Linked DNA regions of Mus musculus: region 1 is linked to region 2. Evidence: chromatin contacts called from ENCODE POLR2A ChIA-PET data. All regions are on one chromosome and are shown on one strand. The core of a region is the stretch at or near the end of the contact, and the rest is flanking DNA. Distances in the headings are between cores, read along the strand shown. Region 1 holds the start of Acbd6 (acyl-Coenzyme A binding domain containing 6). Region 2 holds the start of Qsox1 (quiescin Q6 sulfhydryl oxidase 1).

Region 1 (3,695 bases), core at 1,106-3,605, 250 kb before region 2:
AAAGAAACCTCCTTCCTCAAAACCAGGGCTATGAAAGCAGGAGTGAGTTGTCAGGAATCTCCATGGAATTCCAGAAAGCAATTAATCCCTGTCCCTGCCCTAGAGCCAGAAGGCCTCAAAACAGGCCATCTGGCTTCTCTCCCACCCTGGTGAACTCCTCCACCCCTCAATTCTCCATTCCAAAAGCTGGATCCCAGACCCTGCACGGCAGTCTCCTGTCTCCTCAGATTTGGGGCACCAACATCAGATCAATAAAGTCTGCTCTCCATCTTAAGGTAGAACTAAGTGTATCCTTTTAATCTACTCTGCTGACCTATTTCTTCCAGTTATCACATTGTCTTAGTGAAGACACACTATGATCATGGCAACTCTTATAAAGGAAAATATTTCATTGGAGCTGGCTTACAGGTTAGTTCATTATCATCATGGTGGGAAGCATGGTGGCACGCAGGCAGACATGGTACTGAAGAAGTAGCTGAGAGTTCTACATCTGGGTCCACAGGCATCAGGAAGAGAACAGTGAGTCTCTAGACCTGGCTTGAACTTCTGAAACCTCAAAGCCCACCCCTTACCCCACAACTCTCCCACTCCCCCACCCCATGACATATGTCCTCCAACAAGGCCACACCCACCCAAGGCCACACCCACTTCAACAAGGCCACACCTCGTAATAGTGCCATTCTCTACCGGCCTATGGGGGCCAGTTTTATTCAAACCACTATGCATGTTATAAGGTGTGCATTTGTCCTTGTTTTTCCTTTTGTGGAGGGACTAATAGTGGAAACATTCTCTATTCTCAAAGAATGTTCGTGAAAGTCAGACCCAAGCCATTTAACTTCTTCCTGTTTCTCATTGTTCACTTATCCTGTTCAAAGTTCTGTTGAAAGTTTAATCCTAAATGGTCAATCAATAACCATTCTTTGTAGTTCTTTGTTATTAGCCTTATGTTTATTAGTGTTTTTATTAGTTTTAAGCTACTAGTGATAAATGACTACACATGAGTGTGTGTCTCTACCATATTTAGAACATACTAGCCACTGCTGATACCAAAATCACATCCCTCATTATCTTAGTTAGGGTTTCTATTGCTGTGAAGAGACATCATGACCACAACTCTTATTAAAGAAAGCATTTAATTGGGGCTGGCTTACAGTTTCAGCGGGTTAGTCCATTTTCATCATGGTGGAAGTATGGCAGCACGAAGGCAGACGTGGTGCTGGAGAGGCAGCTGAGAGGTGTACATCTCAGATCTACAGGGAGCAGGAAGAGTGAGCCACTGGGTTTGGGTTGAGCTTTTGAAAGCTCATTGACACACTTCCTCCAACAAGGCCCTATCTCCTAATCTTTCACAAGTAGTACCACTTCCCGATAACCACGCGTTCGAGTATATGAGCCTATTGGGGCCACTCTTACTCAAATCACCACACTCATCTTAAAGATAAATAATAGTTTATTCTGGAGTCACTTCGAGTGACTACAAATTTAGGTTACCCCAAATTCCAAGTTCCAATGTGGAAACAGTTTCATAGTTTTACAGAACAAAGAAAGTCATAAATCAAAGCAAACTAAAAATACATTGGCGGGTACACAGAGAAGCAGTAACACTGAGACGGGGAAAACTTTCCTACAGGCCCAAGAAGATAGTTGACGACATTCTTAGCTTTTGGGTTGGTGAAAGCTACTACTACTACTAGCACCACTACTAGTACTACTAGTAACAACACACACACACACACACACACACACACACACACACACACACACACACACACACACACAGTTGATGTGAGACACCCCAAAAACTGAGAGCAGTTTCTTCAAGCGACATTCCACATTGGGGTTCTCAAATTCCTGCAGGAGAGAGTACCAAAACGTGCTTTTCGTAAAAACTGATAGCAAATGTACACGGTCTGCGTGTAGACGTAATGAACTTTGTGTATGCATACACTTTTTCTTTTTGACAGTGTGCTGGACGTGGAAAGATCTGTTCCTTTCCGGCAGAGCTATAGAACTGGGTTTCACTTCAAGAAGCACAGGCACAACTGAGATGAGACGATGCAGGTTTGGGGGCCTGGTGAGGCACAACTGAGATGAGATGATGCAGGTTTGGGGGCCTGGTGATGCCTTCTCTCAAAGCGCTGGGAAATGAGGGGGCAGCAAGTTTGGAAAACAAAACACTGATGGGAGAGAGTCATCTAACCATTTAGACACACGGTGGGGCAGTGAAGGAAGGTTTCCATCTGTTGGTGACTCGCTATTTTAAGTCAGAGTGGGTGGTTAGGAAACGGCGGAACCTTTGTCCTCAGCTCTCTGTTTCCCGCGACTCTACTCTAGCAGCTACACTAATGGACCGCCTCCTTCCCTTTCCCCTGGGGGCCCTATCCGGGTGAGTTCCGGAGTTTGTGACTCCGAAGTCCCCCCCAAAACCACGAGCGACGTCCCCTGTCTGTCACCGAGGCCCGTATCTCCATCCCGCACCGCGGCCGCCGCAACCCACGCTAGCGGAGCAGGCGGGGCCCCGTATCCACCGGCGCGTGCCCGGGTGCGCGTCCGACCCGCCGAGCTCGCGCCCCGCTTCACCTCCCAGCTCCCGTCCCAGCCGCACGCGCCGCGCCGCCGGCTTCCCCTCATCTTCCAGCCGAGCGGCCTCCAGACCCCGCACCGTTGGAGCGACCCGGGCGAAGCCCGAGGGGAAACCGGGGGAGGACGGGGCGGTCCTGTGCGCCCGGGTAGGCGGAGTGGCAGAATCACCTGAGACCGCCAGACAGCTCACTGCGTTCCCACTCCCGCTCGAGCTCCGCACCCGGACCGGTGGATCAGGCCCGGGAACCCGCGCCACACCGGGGAGGACCGGCCACAGCGAGCTAGTGAACATGGCCACACCGTTCCTACCCTCGGGGGCCACCACAGGCGACAGCGGTGGGGAACTGAGCTCCGGGGACGACTCTGGTGATATGGAATCCTTCCAGACCCCCGAGGCCGAGGGGACCCGGAGTTTGGCCGAGCTGTTTGAGAAGGCTGCCGCACACGTCCAAGGCCTGGTTCAGGTAGCCAGCCGGGAGCAGCTCCTGTACCTGTATGCCAGGTTCAAGCAGGTAAAAGATGGGTGGATGAGAGGACGTGGGCTGTTTCCTCCAAAAACTTAGTAGCAGATTGCGTGGCTAATGGTCGAGCGTAATGAAGTTTGTATGTGTGTGTTTGTTGTTTTTGTTTTTTACCCTGGAGAATAGCATCATTCTGGACATGGAATAATCTCTCTGATATCCAACGAATATTTATGTAGCCGGGCACTGAATGACAATGTTTCAGTGGCCTTGCCTCTGAACCTTTACAAAATGAGGATGATAAAATAAAATTTGGCATTCGCTGTTGCCAGAAGGACATGTGATAGGAAACATGGTAATGTTAATAATAAGTTTGAAATTTAAGAGAACATTACTGTGTATAAGATGCTAACAATATTACTATTATGATTCTTAGGAACTCTAAATATAGTTGTTATGTTTTTGGCTGAATTTGGTCCTGCTAGATATAGTCCCTCCACATTTTTAAAATTAAGGGCTCCATGCAGGTAACATGGAGGTCTGGTGATGAACTAACTCTCCACTCAGCTTCCTGAATCACTTTCATTTCCAAATAGAAAACCCAGGGGAGTAGGCAGTTTAGAAAGTTACATGGATATATCAGAATTAAAG
Region 2 (3,724 bases), core at 259-2,758:
CTGGCCCTAACTAAGACACAGTTTTCTCATCCAACTATTACTTCGGGTTAAGAGCTCTGCTAGTCCCCTGCCTGGCACCACAAACTAGGAAACACACTCATCAGAGAAGTGACAAAGTCAGGAACCAGTCCCCACAACCATGCCACTCCTGCTCCCCACCCCTCCCCTTACCCACCCCCAGCACCCTTGACTTGAGTTAGAAAGATGTGTGTATAGCAGGGAATCTTTAAGCTGTAGAGAGGAAATTCTGTCGTGTCCACAGTACAGAGTCTACTATTTAAGCACTTGGTCTATAATAATTACCATTATTATGTTCCCTCATCTGCAAGTCTTAATTTTTCAATATTTTAACATTCCTATAATACAGCACACTTTAAAAATCCCTATACGTTTGGTGGTTTTCTTATCCTGCTACCCCTTAGGCTGTAATTAAATGAAGAGTGGGTCCCGTAATTGGCATTTTAGAATGGAGGAATAGCCAGACCAGTGACTGGAGCATGGAGCACGGGCCAATCACACACCACAGGCATACATATAGTTTAGTCTCATGGGCTTAAAGGCTAAGGTCTAAGCGAGTCCAGACCCAAGGAGAAGAGAAATAAGAATGTGGCCTGGAAGCTAAGGTGCTAGAGGTAGCAGGTCAAGAGAAGCCTGGACTGGACAGGCAAAGAGGAAAACCACCCGATGAAGACAGACATCTACCTCATAGGTAAGGATGAGAAAGGAAATGTGTATACCAACTATGTAACTTGCCACGGGGGGTGGAGAAAAGTGGTGGGGGCGGTAGAATGAATGCCAACTCTCTATCCAGCACTGTTCCACCTCGACTACTAGGGAAGTTGGCAAGAAGGGATCCCTGGATGAGGAAGGAGGCTGCTACAAAGCTGGATTGGAGAAAGGCTCAGAGAAGAGCACAGGGAACAAGAAAACCCTCTCGAAGGATAGAGACAAAGACTTGTCAGAGGAAGACGCAGGAGCAGAGGACTGAGGGGACGCGGCCAGGGAGAACTTAAAGGCTATGGATTGGGGGAGGGGAGGGACTGCGATGGACCAAGGAAGCCGCGAGGGAGGGGACGAGCTAGCGGGACGGTTGGCAGGACCTGCCGGTGGGTCGGGGAAGGCCTCCACTTCTCACCTTTCACGTCGTTAGCAAGCTCCTTCCACGTCGGGGCGAAGGCGATGCAGTGGCCACACCAGGAGGCGAAGAACTCCACCGCCCAGGCGCTGCTGGAGCCGAGCACAGTGGGACGCACCGAATCAGCATCCAGCAGCGTCAGCGGGTCAGAGGACGAGTAGAGCACTGAGAGCCGGGCCGCGTAAGCGCCGGGCCCCGAGAAGAGCAGAGGCGAGAGCAGCAGCAGTAGTAGCAGCAGCGATGGCGGCCCCGAGAGGCGGCCGCACCTCCTCATCCTAGGCGGCTTGAATGTCCACCTCCTTCAAGTTTGTGACTAGTCAGTATCCGGAGCCTGCCGCGCACCAACAGCCTCCGCCCCGGAGGAGGAGGAGGAGCTAAGAGGCTCCGCCCCGAGGCGGGGCCGACTCCCGGGACCGCCCCTGCGAGCGTGTGAGCTGCCAGAGCCGGGGTCCCGGTGCTGGTGGGCGCTCCGCGGTTCCCATCCCCCGGCGAGCCAGACCTCCGAGCTGGGTCCGGAAACGAGTGCCGCCCGGGACCTCAGGCCGCACTCGAGGTCGTTGAGGGGGCCGGGGCAACGTTTGGCCGCTCTCGGCCCCCGTATCCTACGGAAGCGGAGTCCGTTGGCATAGTCGTTACAGATTTATCTTGTTCCTGGAAAGTTCCAGGGGGCTCCTTCTCGCAGTTTTCACATTGGGAATTCGAAGTAGGTGGGAGAAAAGAGCCAGGAGGTAGGACATTGTGATTGTCAAGGCCCACAGGAGCCAGAAGCACGCACGCCTCCGGAGGCCCCACCGTCTAGGGAGCTATTGCTGGAGGGCTTCCTACGAGGGGACAGGACGCCCTCTCCCACAGTTGGCTGGGCTCTGCTGCCTTGGAGTCAAGGTTTCTTTGGCATTGACATCCCTCCACCCTTTGTTGGGTTGATTCCTTCAGGTTGGACTCCCTCCCCACAGCTCAGATGCTATATTGCCCTCAGCCTACTCAGCCTCATGCTCCTATGTTCTCTCAAGTATCCGGATCAACTAAGCTTGTGTCCACAAGTAAGAAAGTGATAGTGAATTTTCCTATGGCCACCTTTTGTACCTCGGGTGCCTTGTGAGATATCTTGAAGTGAATAGGTCATCCTCAGAATTGTCACACTGGCCTTTTTCTTTTGTATCTCTGGATTAGTTAGCCCTCTCTGTGACCCCTTGGCCTAGCCCTTAAGGTGTGTTACTCCTTTCCTTCATAAGAAACTGAGTAACGTCTCTGTGCCAGTCATGCACCAGATATTAAGAATGAGGTGATAAAAGACTGAGGGGTGTGGAACTTACAATGGGGACAGATGGTATGCAAGTGAATGTAGGTTGACTGATGACAAATATCAAGGGGAGCTATGGTTATAATAGGAGGTGGTCAGGGACAGGGACATCTGATATTTGAAGGGACCGACCGAGTCAGTAATACCGCTGAAGACCAAATACAGGTTTGTAATCTTAAAAAATAACAAACCAAAGGGCATGGTGGGGCATGTCTAAAGCCTCAGATACTCTGTAGGCTGGGATGGAACAATATGAATGCCAGGCCAACTTGGGCTACATAGTGTCTCAAAAATAAAAACAACCAAATTATTATATAAATTTCTTATCCTTTTATCTAGATCTTTCTGATAATCTGAAAACCAGTTTCTTTTTTCTGGAGTTCTTGAATTCCCCCAAGATGTCCAGTAGAGTTTGTTGGCTTTGAGGGTAACTGGTTCCTGCCTTCCTCGTTTCCCTCCTGTTTCCACTCTGTTGTATTCCATTATGGGCACAATTTTAACAGCCTTCTTTGCATATCTGAGCCTCGCACACGCTTCCTAGAAAGAGAGACCTTGGGAAAGGGTCAGAGCAGGCTATGTGTCTAAGTGCTGCCTGTTGCTAGAAAGGCAGCATTTTAGGGTCTCAGGTGTTGGAAGCATAATTTTAAGTCTGTTGGCATATGGGCTGTTTGTTTTTGAGGCAGGCCTATTATGTAACTTTGGCTATTCTGGAGCTCACTGTGTAGCCCAGAATGGCCTTGAACTCACAGAGATAATCCTGCCTCTGCCTCTCAAATGCTGGGATTAAAGGCATGTGTTACCTACCATCACCACCCCTGGCACAATTGGGGTTCTAGCTCTGTGGAAACCAGGTAGCTGAAAGATGAGAACCCCAAGGTTGGGCATGGGGTGTTCAAATTTTAAGGAAGTTCTTATGAGGAAACACCAGAATGGCATTTGGGAGGGGACTTCATGACAGTCTAAGGTAAGACCATTCCAGGAAGAGGCCCAACAGCTGGTCTTTTGCTTCCTTCAACTATTTAGGTTCTCTGTGCCTCACATTTAAAACTCGTAAGGAAATTACATCACCAAAGTAAAGTGGAAGGTTCGTTCCTCTCTGACCCTAAGCCATCTCATGTGGTAGGCATTCCTCCCTGGGATTCAGCCCCTGACTGGCTTCCGTGGTCCCATGTCCGTCCACCCTAGAGGCCACTAGGACCTGGGCCTCACCCTTGTCTTAAGATGTCTCCTAGGAATTTTGGATTCTAGGGATTGAAAGTACTATAGTTGCTTGGTCAGGTGCCAGTAAA

Evidence for each region. ChIA-PET counts read pairs that join two places held with the same protein, here RNA polymerase II (POLR2A).
Region 1: POLR2A ChIA-PET joins it to region 2 with 12 read pairs in Patski. The contact joins the promoter of Acbd6 here to the promoter of Qsox1 in region 2. POLR2A ChIA-PET finds 5 or more read pairs at or near these places in 3 of 5 experiments (Patski and embryonic stem cell).

The regions. Positions count from the first base shown.
Region 1 is chr1:155,555,765-155,559,459 of GRCm38, forward strand. It overlaps Acbd6 (acyl-Coenzyme A binding domain containing 6), which reads left to right and starts at 2,356. Exons shown (of 8, transcript NM_028250.3): 1 at 2,356-3,095. The coding sequence starts at 2,874.
Region 2 is chr1:155,811,391-155,815,114 of GRCm38, forward strand. It overlaps Qsox1 (quiescin Q6 sulfhydryl oxidase 1), which reads right to left and starts at 1,509. Exons shown (of 12, transcript NM_001024945.1): 1 at 1,136-1,509. The coding sequence starts at 1,409.